Regions from separate parts of the Homo sapiens genome. Here region 2 is linked to region 1. Evidence: read pairs that join two places in POLR2A ChIA-PET (ENCODE). Cell type or tissue: MCF 10A. All regions are shown on one strand. Region 1 overlaps PXDN (peroxidasin). Region 2 overlaps PXDN (peroxidasin).

Evidence for each region. ChIA-PET counts read pairs that join two places held together with the same protein. Peaks named below come from ENCODE experiments on the same cell type or tissue, not always from the same donor. Only the 100,000 strongest peaks of a DNase experiment are listed, where the experiment ranks them.
Region 2: POLR2A ChIA-PET joins it to region 1 with 5 read pairs; 5 of 35 experiments call an interaction of 5 or more read pairs at or near these places.

The regions. Positions count from the first base shown.
Region 1 is chr2:1,701,378-1,709,377 of GRCh38, forward strand. All of the region lies in intron 1 of PXDN (peroxidasin), which reads right to left. Among named protein-coding and RNA genes, the nearest start is that of PXDN, 39 kb to the right of the region's middle. RefSeq lists enhancers at 3,150-3,753, 3,754-4,357, 6,208-6,853, 6,854-7,498. In MCF 10A, no CTCF peak of the experiment used is centred here; DNase peaks (open chromatin) are centred at 684, 3,834, 6,644 and 7,404.
Region 2 is chr2:1,625,516-1,633,515 of GRCh38, forward strand. PXDN (peroxidasin) reads right to left here. Exons shown (of 23, transcript NM_012293.3): 23 at 6,372-8,000. Among named protein-coding and RNA genes, the nearest start is that of LALTOP, 4.1 kb to the left of the region's middle. RefSeq lists an enhancer at 1-569. In MCF 10A, no CTCF peak of the experiment used is centred here; DNase peaks (open chromatin) are centred at 3,566 and 6,766.

The DNA.
Region 1 (8,000 bases):
TGTGACCTGAGCCACTCGTGCAGGCGGCCACAGTGACATGAAGGGCACGGACGAGTTTCAAGCCTGCACACCGGCAGTCGCAGGAGAAATGGGTGCCCAGAGTGGAGGGCAAGGGTGTATTTTGGAGGAAGAGTGGGTAGGACCACTGAGGTGGGAAACCTCAGGATGCCCCTTACTTCCCCTGCGGGTGAAGGGGAGCCGCAGAGAAGCGGGCTCAAGGTGGGAGGTGCGGAATGGGGTGGGGGACGCAGGATGGGGTCAGGGGTGTCCAGCTGCCTGGGTCCAGTGGTAGTGCTCATGGCTCCCTGAGCCCCCACGGCTGCAGACTGAGCGTTCGCACCCCGTCAAATTTGTGCTAAGACCTAATCCCCAAGGGATGGTGTTGGGAGGTGGGGCCTCTGGGAGGTGAGGAGGCTATGGCGGTGGTGCCCCCAGGGTGGGATGACTGCCCTTATGAAAGAACCCCGACAGCGGTCTTGTCCTGTCCACAATGTGAGAGGACACGAGGAGAAGGTCCCTTCTCTGAACCCGGGTGGCCCTCAGCAGACACCCAATTGGCTGGTGCTTGATCTTGGACTTCCAGCCTCCAGAGCTGCAGGGGTGAATTGGTAACTGCTGCTGTGTTTACAGGCTGCCCCGCCTATGGCTCCTCAGAGACGCCTGAACGGAGTAAGACATAACACGCCCACTAATACCATTAATGAGATCAAATTACGTTAGTCAGGACCTGCCTGGCCCTCAGCTAAAGAAACCTGGCCTCAATCCTTTGGCTGTGAGGGTCATTTCTTGTGGGATCCTGGAGTATCGCAAATACCTGAAGGCAGAAGGAGCAGAGGAGGCTTGAGTGGAGTGAAGATCTATCTTGGCTTCCAGGCAACGGGAATTGGGGTCCTGCCCATCCTCTCCCCCTGCCAGGTGCCACCCCCCCAACCCCGGCACAGTGTCCCCTGTCACCGAGGCTTCCTCCAGGACGCAGGGAATAGCCTCAGCCTGGGGCAGGCCCCACCAGGGCTGCATGGACGGGGCAAGGAGCTGCTCTAAGAGAGAAGAGGAGACAGAGGCTGACTCTCCCACATGTCACAGATGCCACCCCAGTGACATGTGTGAACCCCAAATATCTCAGACAGGTCTCGGCCAATTTAGAAAGTTTGTTTTGCCAAGGTCGAGGACATGCCCATGACACAGCCTCAGGAGGTCCCGACGACAAATGTCCAAAGTCTTCAGGGCACAGCTTGTTTTTTTTGTTTTCTTTTGGTTTTGTTTTGTTTTGAGACAGAGTCTCGCTCTGTCGCCCAGGCTGGAGTGCACTGGCGTGATCTCGGTTCACTGCAACCTCCGTCTCCCAGGTTCAAGCAATTCTCCTGCCTCAGCCTCCCGAGTAGCTGGGACTACAGGCACCCGCCACTACGCCCAGCTAATTTTTTGTATTTTTAGAGATGAGGTTTCACCGAGTTGGCCAAGCTGGTCTCGAACTCCTGACCTCAGGTGATCCACGCACCTCGGCCTCTCAAAGTGCTTGGTTTTATACATTTTAGGGAGGCACGAGACATCAATCAATATATGTAAGATGAATTTAGTTCAGTCTAGAAAGGCGGGACAACTCCAGGTGAAGGGGGGGACAACTCCAGGTGAAGGGGGGACAGCTCCAGGTGAAGGGGGGGCAGCTCCAGGTGAAGGGAGGGCAGCTCCAGGTGAAGGGGGGCAACTCCAGGTGAAGGGGGGACAACTCCAGGTGAAGGGGGGACAGCTCCAGGTGAAGGGGGGACAGCTCCAGGTGAAGGAGGGACAACTCCAGGTGAAGCGGGGGACAACTCCAGGTGAAAGAGGGACAACTCCAGGTGAAGGGGGGGGCAACTCCTGGTGAAGGGGGGGCAACTCCAGGTGAAGGTAGGGGGCAACTCCAGGTGAAGGTAGGGGACAACTCCAGGTGAAGGGGGGCAACTCCAGGTGAAGGGAGGGCAACTCCAGGTGAAGGGGGGGACAGCTCCAGGTGAAGTGGGGGACAGCTCCAGGTGAAGGAGGGACAACTCCAGGTGAAGGAGGGACAACTCCAGGTGAAGCGGGGGACAACTCCCGGTGAAGGAGAGACAACTCCAGGTGAAGGGGGGGCAACTCCAGGTGAAGGGGGGACAACTCCAGGTGAAGGGGGGACAGCTCCAGGTGAAGGGGGGGCAGCTCCAGGTGAAGGTGGGGGACAACTCCAGGTGAAGGGGGGGCAACTCCAGGTGAAGGGAGGGCAACTCCAGGTGAAGGGAGGGCAACTCCAGGTGAAGGGGGGCAACTCCAGGTGAAGGGGGGGACAGCTCCAGGTGAAGCGGGGGACAGCTCCAGGTGAAGGGGGGGCAACTCCAGGTGAAGGGGGGGGCAACTCCAGGTGAAGGGGGGCAACTCCAGGTGAAGGGAGGGCAACTCCAGGTGAAGGGGGGCAACTCCAGGTGAAGGGAGGGCAACTCCAGGTGAAGGGGGGACAGCTCCAGGTGAAGGGGGGCAACTCCAGGTGAAGGGGGGGCAACTCCAGGTGAAGGAGGGCAACTCCAGGTGAAGGTGGGGGACAACTCCAGGTGAAGGGAGGGCAACTCCAGGTGAAGGTAGGGGACAACTCCAGGTGAAGGGGGGGCAACTCCAGGTGAAGGTAGGGGACAACTCCAGGTGAAGGGGGGCAACTCCAGGTGAAGGGAGGGCAACTCCAGGTGAAGGGGGGCAACTCCAGGTGAAGGGAGGGCAACTCCAGGTGAAGGGGGGACAGCTCCAGGTGAAGGGGGGCAACTCCAGGTGAAGGGGGGGCAACTCCAGGTGAAGGAGGGCAACTCCAGGTGAAGGTGGGGGACAACTCCAGGTGAAGGGAGGGCAACTCCAGGTGAAGGGGGGCAACTCCAGGTGAAGGGGGGGACAGCTCCAGGTGAAGCGGGGGACAGCTCCAGGTGAAGGAAGGACAACTCCAGGTGAAGCGGGGGACAACTCCAGGTGAAAGAGGGACAACTCCAGGTGAAGGGGGGGCAACTCCAGGTGAAGGGGGGGGCAACTCCAGGTGAAGGAGGGCAACTCCAGGTGAAGGTAGGGGACAACTCCAGGTGAAGGGGGGCAACTCCAGGTGAAGGGGGGGGCAACTCCAGGTGAAGGAGGGCAACTCCAGGTGAAGGTGGGGGACAACTCCAGGTGAAGGGGGGCAACTCCAGGTGAAGGGAGGGCAACTCCAGGTGAAGGGGGGACAGCTCCAGGTGAAGGGGGGCAGCTCCAGGTAAAGGGGGGGACAACTCCAGGTGAAGGGGGGGCAGCTCCAGGTGAAGGGGGGGCAACTCCAAGAGGGGAGGGAGCTTCCAGGTCACAGGTAGATAAGAGACAAATGGCTGCACTGTCTTGAGTTTCTGATGATCTTTTCCAAGGGATGCAGTCAGATATGCATGTCTCGGTGAGCAGAGGGTGGCTTTGAATACAATGGGAGGCAGCTTTGCCTTGAGCAGTTCCCAGCTTGACTCTTCCCTTTAACTTAGTGATTTGGGGGTCCCAAGACTTACTTTCTTTTCATACAAGTCTTGGGGAGCAACCATTATCACATGACATTAATAAGAGCAGATGATGCATCATCCGTCAGTGTATTCTGAGGATGTAATGAGAGGATGCACACACGAGCTAGTTAGTAACCAACTAAAAATTAACTGAAGTTACAGAAAAAAAGACAACAGTACTAAGAGCTCAACCCTGATGTCGCCCGGCACTGCCCATCACGTGAGAGCCGTGAGAGCAGAGGGCACGTCTGCACACATCCCAGTGCCCTGGGCCTCCCCGGAGCCGTGAGAGCAGAGCATGTCTGCACACATCCCAGGGGCCCTGGGCCTCCCCTGAGGGAGAGGCAGACCGGCTCAGTTCACTCCCAAACCCACATGACCCACTGAAGACACTCCCTCCATGAAGGCTGGGGTTGGGAGGGGTGAATGTAGGAGGCAGCCATGTGCCACTCCCCATGAGCCCAGATGCAGGGTGCGGCTCCCCACGACCTGGGATGCAGGGTGCAGGGTGCAGCTCCCCATGACCTGGGACACAGGGTGCAGGATGCAGCTCCCCATGACCTGGGATGCAGGGTGCAGCTGCCCACGACCTGGGACACAGGGTGCAGGGTGCGGCTCCCCACGACCTGGGATGCAGGGTACAGAGTGCAGCTGCCCACGACCTGGGACGCAGAGTGCAGGATGCAGCTCCCCATGACCTGGAACGCAGGGTGCAGGGTGCGGCTCCCCACGACCTGGGACGCAGGGTGCAGGGTGCAGCTCCCTGTGACCTGGGACGCAGGGTGCAGAGTGCAGGGTGCAGCTCCCCGTGACCTGGGATGCAGGGTGCAGGGTGCAGCTCCCCACAACCTGGGATGCAGGTGCGGCTGCCCATGACCTGGGACACAGGATGCAGGGTGCAGCTCCCCACGACCTGGGATGCAGGTGCGGCTGCCTATGACCTGGGACGCAGGGTGCAGGGCACGGCTGCCCACGACCTGGGACGCGTGGAGTGTCACCAGCCCTTTTGGAGAGTTTCCCGCGTGGAGTGTGGGGCTACAAGGAGCAGTTCTCCGTCCATTACGGCCTCCCCCAGGCACTCCAGGCCCTGCCGCTCAGGCATCCATGTGGCTTGGACACCGTCAAGGCTACTGGCTTCTCTGATCCAGCTTCTTCAGGGTCTCCAGACCTCAGTCAGAGCGAGAACTTGGATCCGACTGGATGCCAGATTCAAGTTCTACCCTGCCCTCCGATTCCTGGGCTCTCAAACCCAGAGACCGTCCCAGCGTCTCTGACCTTCAGTGAGAGTTAGGAGCTCCCGGGTTATTCTATGAAATTGGGAGCTGGTCTGTCCAGCACCTAAAGATCTATCTGGGAGGGTGGGGCTTCCCTGTCCCACTGGCAGCCTGGTATTCACTGGGTCACAGTCCTGCCTCCATGTGATATCAAGTCCTCCAGGGAGCAAGTGCAGTAACAACTGTTTAAGTCACAAATCGGACACGGTCTCACTGCAAGCCACAGAATCTTACATCCTGCTGGCATTGCCAGAAGCCAGTCACCTGCCCCACTAATAATACAACCTGAGAGCACGCTGCAGTGTTCACCAATCAGCTCTAAGCATCACCTGCCCCACTAATAATACAATCTGAGAGCACGCTTCAGTGTTCACCAATCAGCTCTAAACATCACCTGCCCCACTAATAATACAATCTGAGAGCACGCTTCAGTGTTCACCAATCAGCTCTAAGCATCGCCTGCCCCACTAATAATACAATCTGAGAGCATGCTTCAGTGTTCACCAATCAGCTCTAAGCATCGCCTGCCCCACTAATAATACAACCTGAGAGCACGCTGCAGTGTTCACCAATCAGCTCTAAGCATCACCTGCCCCACTAATAATACAATCCGAGAGCACACTTCAGTGATCACCAATCAGCTCTAAGCATCGCCTGCCCCACTAATAATACAATCCGAGAGCACGCTTCACTGTTCACCAATCAGCTCTAAGCATCACCTGCCCCACTAATAATACAATCCGAGAGCACGCTTCACTGTTCACCAATCAGCTCTAAGCATCACCTGCCCCACTAATAATACAATCCGAGAGCACGCTTCACTGTTCACCAATCAGCTCTAAGCATCACCTGCCCCACTAATAATACAATCTGAGAGCATGCTTCAGTGTTCAGCGATCAGCTCTAAACATCACCTGCCCCACTAATTATACAATCTAAGAGCACGCTGCAGTGCTCACCAATCAGCTCTAAGCATCACCTGCCCCACTAATAATACAATCTGAGAGCACGCTTCAGTGTTCAGCGATCAGCTCTAAACATCACCTGCCCCACTAATTATACAATCTAAGAGCACGCTGCAGTGCTCACCAATCAGCTCTAAGCATCACCTGCCCCACTAATAATACAATCTGAGAGCACGCTTCAGTGTTCAGCGATCAGCTCTAAACATCACCTGCCCCACTAATAATACAAACTGAGAGCACGCTGCAGTGCTCACCAATCAGCTCTAAGCATCACCTGCCCCACTAATAATACAAACTGAGAGCATGCTGCATTGCTCATCAATCCCAGATGCCTCATCCACGCCTTCTGAACATCAAACTGTCAAATCGAAGTAATCAGAAAGAAATTATGATTTAATTGTGATATGTCTGACTTTTGTGTAAATAATCAACCCACACTTTTCACCCAAATTTTTGGAAGCACGAGGTTGCCAAAAGTCTTCCAAAAATGGAACAAAAGAAATCCCTGCGGAGGGGCTATCAGCTGTCAAAGACGCAATAACTACACAGAAGAGGACAAAAAAGGGGAAGACATTTCCCTGCACAAGGCAGGGAATGAACACACTCTGGGTTCTTCATTAAAACTTGGTGCAGAGGAGGGATTCGTACCAAGGTGCCGAAAGCGACGATCTGCAGATATCCTTCCCCTAGCAGCATGCCGGTGACTGTCTAAAGGGAAGAAGAATCACCATTTAAGAGGAGCCCATTTAGGATCTACGTTTTACCACACTTACGTCAGCACCCTAAGGGCTAAAGAGGAACTCTTAAGGCACTGGAAAGTTACACAAAGCGAGAGAACGGAAACCAAACGCAGGCAATCCTCAGCGGAGCTCTTCTCCAGCTGGAACAATGAGCTTTGTCCCGAGAACAAGGGGGGCACGCCCAGGCCTGGAAGCTGCAGGATGAATGGGACTTCTCAAGTTATCCTCCCACCTCCCCGCCAAGTAAACCCGGGAGCTGGTGTTTGTTTTGGAGCTGGCCTTGCTGGAGCTGAGATCGTGGGGCTGGGCTGGCTGTCGGCATGTGCCCTGGCGCAGGCCCAGGTCTCATCACGCACCCTCTGTCCCTGCCATTGTTCTGCAATTAGTTAAGAGGGGGAAACATGCTTCTTACAACCCAGCAGGACGCTTTAGCCGACAAAGCTCCTGGATTTAAAAGAGGTTCGCCCTTTCATGTTCCAGCAGCTCCTCTTTGGTCTGGGCCTGGAGTTTGCCCCTGAGGCCCCCTGTGGATGGACTGAAGGGCTTTGCTCAATCCCACCCAAACACCAAGAACCCAGTCAGCCTCCGCCCTTCGCAGGAAGCCTCTTCCTGACTAGAATGACAAAAGTCATAAGAAGCCCAAGTGATTCTCAATCCTCCTTTACAGAGGCAGAAACAGAGGCCGGGGAGGTTCCGCCCTGACCCACGATGGCAGAGGAAGGGGAGAGGGGTCCCTGATGCAGTCACGCACCCAGAACCCCCGACTCGCCCCGCAAGGAAGAAACAGTGAGAGCTCCCTGAGCTGCCCTCACCTCCAGGCCATGGTGTGACGGAACCTCCTCTCCCAGGCATCTGAGTTGCACGGGCACTGGGCACGCCCAGTTCATAGAAACGGGGACATCTTTTATGGTATCGATTTGGATCACCTCACTTCCTGTATGAGACACAAATCACCAAGAGCACGTGGAGTCTGGTGTGCCCGGCTGGGTTTGTTAAGAACCTCTCTACGTGTACAGGTTTTATCAAGTACAGTTTTTTTAAGGAGTCACTGATGATGCAGAATGCTGGCTCCAAAACACAGTCCTGCAGCGCCCTTGACCATGGTGTTGTCTGATTTCACAGACAGCACGGTGACAGGCATGATCTGCTGAGGCTGCCAGTTCACCGCGGGAGGGAGCTGGTGGCCGGTCTTCCCCACGGGAGCCAGGCTCCGTCTGGTCCCTGCGCCCTGGCTCTGATCCCACCCGTGGAACTGCAAAGAATATCCCAGCCCCTGTGCTCGCCGCTCACTCATTGGTACTAGCGACACATCTGCAGTTCATGGGCAATGCTGACCACAGGTGCGGGGACCACGAGCACTGCTGTTCGGTGAGGAGGAGGCCAGGCACCAGCAGGTGACCACGGCGCTCGCTGCAGTGAAAGGCTCAGGAGGAGGCCCGGGAGTAGCTATGGCTGCAGGGTCAGAGAGGGCCCCAGAGTGCGGGTGCTTGATCTGACGAGGGCAGGGTGTGTGGT
Region 2 (8,000 bases), 76 kb before region 1:
GGGGAACTCAGTCACTCAGGAAGGAGGGTGCTGGGGAGGGCTGTGCGGCAGTTTCTGGAAGGCTCCCGCTGGGCCCAGGTGCACCGTCTTTTGTAACCACATTCCTGGCCTCTGCAAGGCTTGAGCTATTAGCCACTGGCCTCTAATTGCCAGATGTTCTGGGTCTGATGCGGCTGCTTCTCATCATAACTTCAGCTGCTTCTCATCATAACTTCAGCTGCTTCTCATCATAACTTCGTTGCCTTTACCTTCAGGCAGTGTAGGAAGTCAGGGAAGAGGTCCAGAATCTTCTCTTTTCCCTGCTGCCCGAAAGCATGAGTGAGTCTCTGTGTTTTTCTAAAAGTAATTATGGGATGTGGGGGAGGGTCTCTGAGCCTGAGGGCTCTAGGGGCAAGGCTGTGCTCAAATGACCGGGAAAGGAGAATTCAGCTCCTAGCCTGAGCTAAGCACTTTGATAGGAACATCTCAGGTCATCTGTACAGCAGACTCACAAGGTGGACGGCGTAATTGTCTCTGGTTTACAAAGAAAAAAAAAGATTTGGAAAGGTCACGTGAGTTGGTAAAGGCCACAGAGCTAATAAATTGCAGTCGTTTTATTACAAGCACTCAGGTTCCTAAAATTACACGATTTTGTCTTTCGGATGCGAAGCTTCCAATGAACTCTGCAATTCTATCCGTGTTTCGGATATCAAAGTTTTAATTCAATGTACACGTTGTTGCTCTACATTTGGTAAAATGAAGAGAGTACCCGACTCAAGGTCAGAGGCAGTGGGTTCGAGTCTTGGGTCCAGCAGTTCCTGACTGCAGGGCATGGGAGGCAGGGCACCGAGGAGTTAGAGAGAGGCCGCCGGACACAGCCCAGCCCAGAGCCTTCCCGGCAAGCTCAGGGTCCCGAGTCTCCACAGAGTGTGCGGCCACAACACGGCATCAAACATCCTGCTCCCTTCCCCTACACACCCTGAATCATAAGAAATGATGACCAGTGGTCATTCTCTGAGTTAATTTCTGGTGCAGTAATTTTTAAATAATACAAACATGAATGTTTTCCAGGAACTTCCTCTATAAACAGGTGCATACTAGTCACTCAGCCAGGCTCCAATCCTATGTCCTGATGAGTTTGCTTCTTGAGGACAAAACAACAAGAAAAGCAGTTTGCATGCTGGGAAGGATGCAGACAATTTTAAAAGCATGTGACGATAACATCATAGAGTACTTAACTTAGGGCTTTTTTTTTTTTTTTTTTTTGAGATGGAGTCTCTCTCTGTCACCCAGGCTGGAGTGCAGTGGCACGATCTTGGCTCACTGCAAGCTCCACCTCCTGGGTTCATGCCATTCTCCTGCCTCAGCCTCCCGAGTAGCTGGGACTACAGGTGCCCGCCACCATGCCCGGCTAATTTTTTTGTATATTTAGTAGAGACAGGGTTTCACCGTGTTAGCCAGGATGGTCCACTTACGGCTTTTAATTGTGGGTTAATAATCATTAAGGAGGTATGTTTTTGATAAAACACATTGAAGATAAAATTTTTCCTATAACTTAAGATTATGCTCAAGGTCAGAAAAAAATAATAATAATGAAAATCTGAAGATTTCTATTCCTTCTCTTCCCCAAACCACGGTAATAGAAAAGCCACACCAATTTACTGTCCATGTCTGAACAGTCATTGCAACTGATAAAGGAGTACACAGTGTTTCCTTCCGTCCTCCGCAGCACCAAACCAGTAACCGCAAAGTGATTCCTGAAAACTGTGGTTTCTTGGCGGTATTGTACTAGACCATAAGGGTGACATCCAGAGTTATGATGGAAAAAGGATCACTTTGTTAAGTTAGGGACACGTTCACGACATAATGGGAAGGACAATGGAGATGTTAGGCTTTCAACCTTGGCTTCCGCCCTCTGGAGTCCCCACAGTTGGAACAAAGAAACCCCAGATACTGTGATGGTGAACACAGACCGAGTTATTTTTAACAAATCCCACAAACATTAAAAACAGTCATTACTGGAGTTTCAGGAATCTTCCAGATTCAAACATGCTAACTGACTGTCAATATCCCCAGGTTTGGGATGTGAGCATATTTGTTACCATAAATATAAATGAAAGTAAACCTAAAATGGAAGACTTTAAGCACAAAGGCTTAACACTGAATACATGAAAAGCAAAACTGTAGTGGCTGTTTGGTGCCTTTGTTATAGCCACTAGGACATTAAGGACAACTTGGGAATGGCAACCCCTCAGCAGGACTGAGCTAAGGAGCCATGATGGGGCGTGCTTCCTCACAGTGGTGTGCAAACCGGGGTGGATACAGGCAGGCTGGGGTATCGGGCAGGTGCAATGCTCACAACTGTGTGCAACAGCGCATGGGGCTGGGCTGATGTTGGATGAGCTCTCATATTGTTTGGTGGCCTGGTGCAATGTGGCCAGCCTTCTAGGACCATTTTTCCTCATCTGTAATTACAGGATAATCTTAAATCCGTTCAAGCTGAGGCTCCCAACTGGTCACATGGTGGGGACTTGGATAAACTTAAAGCATGTGATAGCTTAGGAATAGATGACTCTTTTGCAAATACACTTTGCTCACTCATCTATTCCATCTCCGAGATTCTAGAGTGTCATGACTAGAATTGTGGGTGGTGATAAATTGGTTTCACCAGAAAAACTGTTGCATGAAACTCAGTGGATGCCAATCAGATGCCTTCCGGAAACTTTTGTCAGAAAACATTTGGGAAGTTCACTAAACGCATGGAAGAATCTTTTGGTGAATGCTTTGACAAACAAAAAACCACAGGCACAACTCATTTTATGCTTTGATTTATTGCACTTCACAGATACTGCATTTTTTCTTTTTTTTTTTTTGAGTTGGAGTCTCGCTCTTGTTGCCCAGGCTGGAGTGCAGTGGCGCAATCTCAGCTCACTGCAACCTCTGCCTCCCCGGGTTCAAGCGATTCTCCTGCCTCATCCTCCGGAGTAGCTGGGACTACAGGCACCCGCCACCACACCTGGGTAATTTTTTGTATTTTTAGTAGAGACGAGGTTTCATCACGTTGGCCAGGCTGGTCTCGTACTCCTGACCTCTGGTGATCCGCCCACCTTGGCCTCCCAAAGTGCTGTGATTACAGGCGTGAGCCACCATTCCCGGCCCACAGATACAGGTTTTTTTTGTTTTGTTTTGTTTTGTTTTTTTACAAATTAAAGGTTTGTGGCAACCCTGTGTGGAGCAAATCCAATGGGGCCATTTTTGTAGTAACGTGCTTACTTTGTGTCTCTGGCACATTTTGGTAATTCTTGCAATATTTCAAACTTTTTCATGATATCTGTTACGGTGATCTGTGATCAATGATCTTTGATGTTACTATTAATTGCTTTGGGCCCCGAATGGGTTATTCTCCCTCTCTTCAGACTTCCCTATTCCTTGAGACACAATAATGTTGAAATTAGACCAATTAATAATCCTACAATGACCCTAAGTGTTCAAGTGAAAGGAAGAGTCACATGTCTCTCACTTGAAATCAAAAGCTAAACATGATTCAGCTTAGTGAGGAAGGCATGTCGAAAGCTGAAATTGGCCAAAAGCCAGGTCTCTTGTGCCAAACAACCAAGTCGTGAATGCCAAGAAAAAGTTCTTGAAGGGAATTAAAAGTGCTACCCCAGTGAACACACTAATGATGAAACACAAATAATAAGTGAGACAGCCTTATGGCTGATATGGAGAAAGTTTGAATGGTCTGGATACAAGGTAAGTCAGATACAACATTCCCTTAAGCCAAAGCCTAACACAGAGTAAGGCCCTAATTCCATTCAATTCTGTGAAAGCTGAGAGTGGTGAGGAAGCTGCAGAAATAGACTCTGAAGCTAGCAGAGGTTGATTCTGAGGTTTAAGGAAAGAAGCCGTCTCCACAGCATGAAAGTGCAAGGAGAAGCAGCAAGTGCTGATGGAGAAGCTGCAGCAAGTTCTCCAGAAGCTCTGAGATCACTGATGAAGATGACTACATGAAACAACAGATTTTCCATGTGGACAAAACAGCCTTCTATTGGAAGAAGAAGCATTCCGGACTTTCATAGCTGGAGAGGAGAAGTCAATGCCTGGCTTCAAAGCTTCAGAGGACAGGGTGACTCTCTTGCCATGGCTGGTGCAGCTGGTGACCTTAAGTTGAAGTCAATGTTCATTTACTTCTGAGAATCTTCAGACCTTTAAGAATTATGCTAAATCAACTCTGCCCATGCTTTATAAATGGAACAAAGCCTGGATGACAGCACATATGTTTATGGCACAATTTACTGAATATTTTAAGCCCACTCTTGAGAACTACTGCTCAGAAAAAATCAATTATCTTCAAAATATTATTGCTCATTGACAATGCACTTGGTCATGCAAGAGCTCTAATGGGGATGTACAAAGAGATGAATGTTTACACAACATCCATTCTGCAGCCCATGGATCAAGTTATAATTTTGACTTTCAAGTAAGAAATCATTTCATTAGGCTGTAGCTGCCATAGACAGTGACTCTTCTAATGGATTGGGGCAAAGTAAACTGAAAACCTTCTGGAAAGAATTCACCACTCTAGATGCTATTAAAACATTTATGATCCATGGGAGCAGGTCAAAATATACACACTAACAGAAGTGCCTGTTAAAAAAGTTGATTCCTGCCCTCATGGATAACGCTGAGGGGTTTAAGACTTCAGTGGAGGCAGTAACTGCAGATGTGGTGGAAATAGCAAGAGAATTAGAAGTGGAGTCTGAAGATGGGACTGAATTGCTGCAATCTCATGATCAATCTTGAATGGATGAGGAGTTGCTTCTTGGGGATAAGCAAAGCGAGTGGTTTCTTGAGATGGACTCTACTCCTGGTGAAGATATTGTGAACACTGTTGAAATGACAACATAGGATTTAGAATATTCCATAAGTTTATGTGATAAAGCAGCAGCAGGGTTTGAGAGGACTGACTCCAATGTTGAAATAAGTAATTCTGTGGGTAAGATGCTATCAAACAACATCCCTTACTACAAATAAATCTTTCATGAAAGTAAGGCTAAACCAATGCGCTAAGCTTCATTTTGTCTTACTTTCCAAAATTGACACAGCCACCCCAACTTTCAACAACCACCACCCTAATCAGTCAGCAGCCATTAACACCAACACAAGACCCTCCACCAGCAAAGAGATTACAGCTCACTGAAGGCTCAGATGATCGTTCACTATTTTTAGCCATAAAGTATTTTTAAATTAAGGTATGTACATTTTTTAGACATAATGCTTTTGTGCATGTAATAGACCATAGTGTAATGTGAACACAGCTTTTATTCGCACCGGGAAACCAAAAAAATTGTATGACTTGCTTTATTGAGATAGTCACTGATTGCGGTGGTCTGGAACTGAAGCCACAATATCTCCCAGGTATGCCTGTATTTATGTCATTTGACATATAATTTTGCACACCAGAAACAGGTATTAAGTGTTAATAACAAAAAGCAATAGGAATGTTTCAATGCATTCTACATATTATTAAAACAAGATACATATGGTTAACTTTTGCTAGTTTTGCATTAGGCATTTCATTTAAATTAAAATTGGTATATGGCACTCATTCCCTCGTGACAGAAAAGCACCTAATTTGTCTTTTGTTGATTGAGGAGTGTTCATCCCATGTTCATAAACATTCCATGAAAGCAGCTCAATTTATCATTCTAATTTTGAAATGATTTGGCAATTTTAACAACATAATATTTAATTTTCGTTAATATTTCATTTTTCTCCTTACATAGATGAGTAGTATTTTTTCCAGGCCCTATAAAGATGCCCTCAGATCCATTCCAGTTTCCTTTAGAGCAGCATCCTCTCTCCCACCCAACCACAGCCTGAGGGGCTCAGCAATTGTCACATGTCATCCCCGACTTCTGGCCCCAGAGCCACACATAGCTCAGGCCTGGAAAGGGAGTGTCTGTCTTCCGTGCACTGTGCCCTCCTGACCTGCGCTCTTGCTTCTGGAAAAGCATCTGCCCATCTCAGACACCTCGGTGTGTGAATTGCTTGTACACTCCTCTCTGACAAAGAAATGTCCTTCTCCACAGCACAAAGATTCCAGGAGACAAGGGCATTTATTTGCCAGAGGTTTTTCCCAAGAGCTCACTCCCACCTGCCAAAATTCAGTCGGGTTAAAGCATCCCAGCTGCTTCGGAAAAGGAAGTCAACTTTATCTAATACCTTATTTTTAGTAATTTTTTCACATTTAGTCACAAAATGATTAGTGACTAGGACAGTTCTGGGGCTTCTTCCTGGACCTACCTCCTTCCCTTCTCAGGCTTTTGATCTCACCTGGAAAAGTTTTAGCCTCATGTACTGGTTTCAGGTAAAAAAAAATAAAGCCATTCTCCATTTGAAAATGTGACCCATTTATTTGAACTGAAAGGCATCATTACAAAGTGCAAACATTTCTTTGGTAATGAACTGAATACAATGGTCATAAAAAAGGCATTTGGCTGTTGGAGCAGTTAGAAAAGTAAATAAATATGTACATTCCACTCCTGTTACAGCGATCCCGCACAGTGGCTGCTAGACACGTTCACCCAGGCACTGCCCACTGTTCTGATTACAGAGAGTATCAAACTGGTGATTCCGCAGACATTTTGGTTTGAATTACAGAATTTTTTTTGGTAAATCACAGTCAGCTTCCCCCTTTGGCTTAGACAACACAATTCCTTGTGACTGGCCCAGACCGCACATTACGCAGGTGTGCTACAGGTGTGCCGCCTCAGCACTGAGACCATGAGGCCTCCAGGGCATGTAAGAGGCACAGAACACTCCCAGAACCCAGAATCTGCTGTCATCTGAGTGCCTGAGCAACTTACATAACCATCAGCTTTTAGACGAACTTACACATTTCCTATTTGACAGAAATCTCTTCCACAATTTGGTCACTACATTTGACTTGCTATTTCAAAAGAAGTCCACATGTCATGAAACACCAACCAATTTTTATCAATCACTTACCAATATGAGGTTAAGAAGTTAAGACAACCATTTTTACAGATAAAACACATGAATCCAATGACCTTCCTCACAGCTGAAATGCTGCCTCCGCCGCAGCAACTTGGCCGGCCCGTGCTGGAAGGGTCTGGGTGTCTCCTTGGGAGGATGTGCACCTGGAACACGGGTTGTGCACAAATCACACCAGGCACTGTATGCGCCCATCCTGTCAGAAGGAAGCTGGCCTCCCCCACCCCATGGAAGCCTCGACGCCATACCCCAGTGCTGGACACCTGCCACCCTGAACCGAAACGGCCCCTGACCTCAGGGGCTCCCTCCACCACCTCAGCTGGGCCTTGCTGCGGGCAGGTGGCCCGGACCTTGGTGCCTCGTGTGCCCAGCACTGTGCCTGGCACATGGTGGATACTCAGGTCAGCGTGCTGCACTGAAGCTGTGTGTTCGGGGAAAGGTTGCTCAGAACACAGATCGCTTTGTATTTAGAGAAAAATGGAAGGTTTTGGTCAATTAAAGAGAGACCATGAGGTATGAGAGTTGATTTTCACTGACGTCTAAAAGAACTTTGCATAGTGGAAATGGTTTTTCTGCCATATCTAATACCTAAAAAATGGACACAATTTCATAAAACATCACGCATTTTAAAAATACAAATGAGGTATAGGGATTCTTTTTTTTTTTTTTTTTTAACGCACTCACACAACCTGAAGTTAGACAGTTCCCGACACTTGAGCTCCTCCTCCCTTGGGAAGAGCCATCCGGAAGCGGCTCTTGTTCAGGACGTGGACGCAACCAGGGCCGGCTGGGAGCGGCGTTGTCAACACACACCCTTGGCCCTCGGCAGGTATCAGATACACAATGGGATGAAGGAGGTTTTTTCACATTTGGTTCACAACTAGGCAGTATGTGTGCAAGTGACAGCTGAAAGCAAACCTGTTTCTAAATGTGGCTTATGAATGTTCTAATCAGGTGTGGAAGGAGCTGACACACGGAGAGTCACAGGCTATACAGCTGCTTCG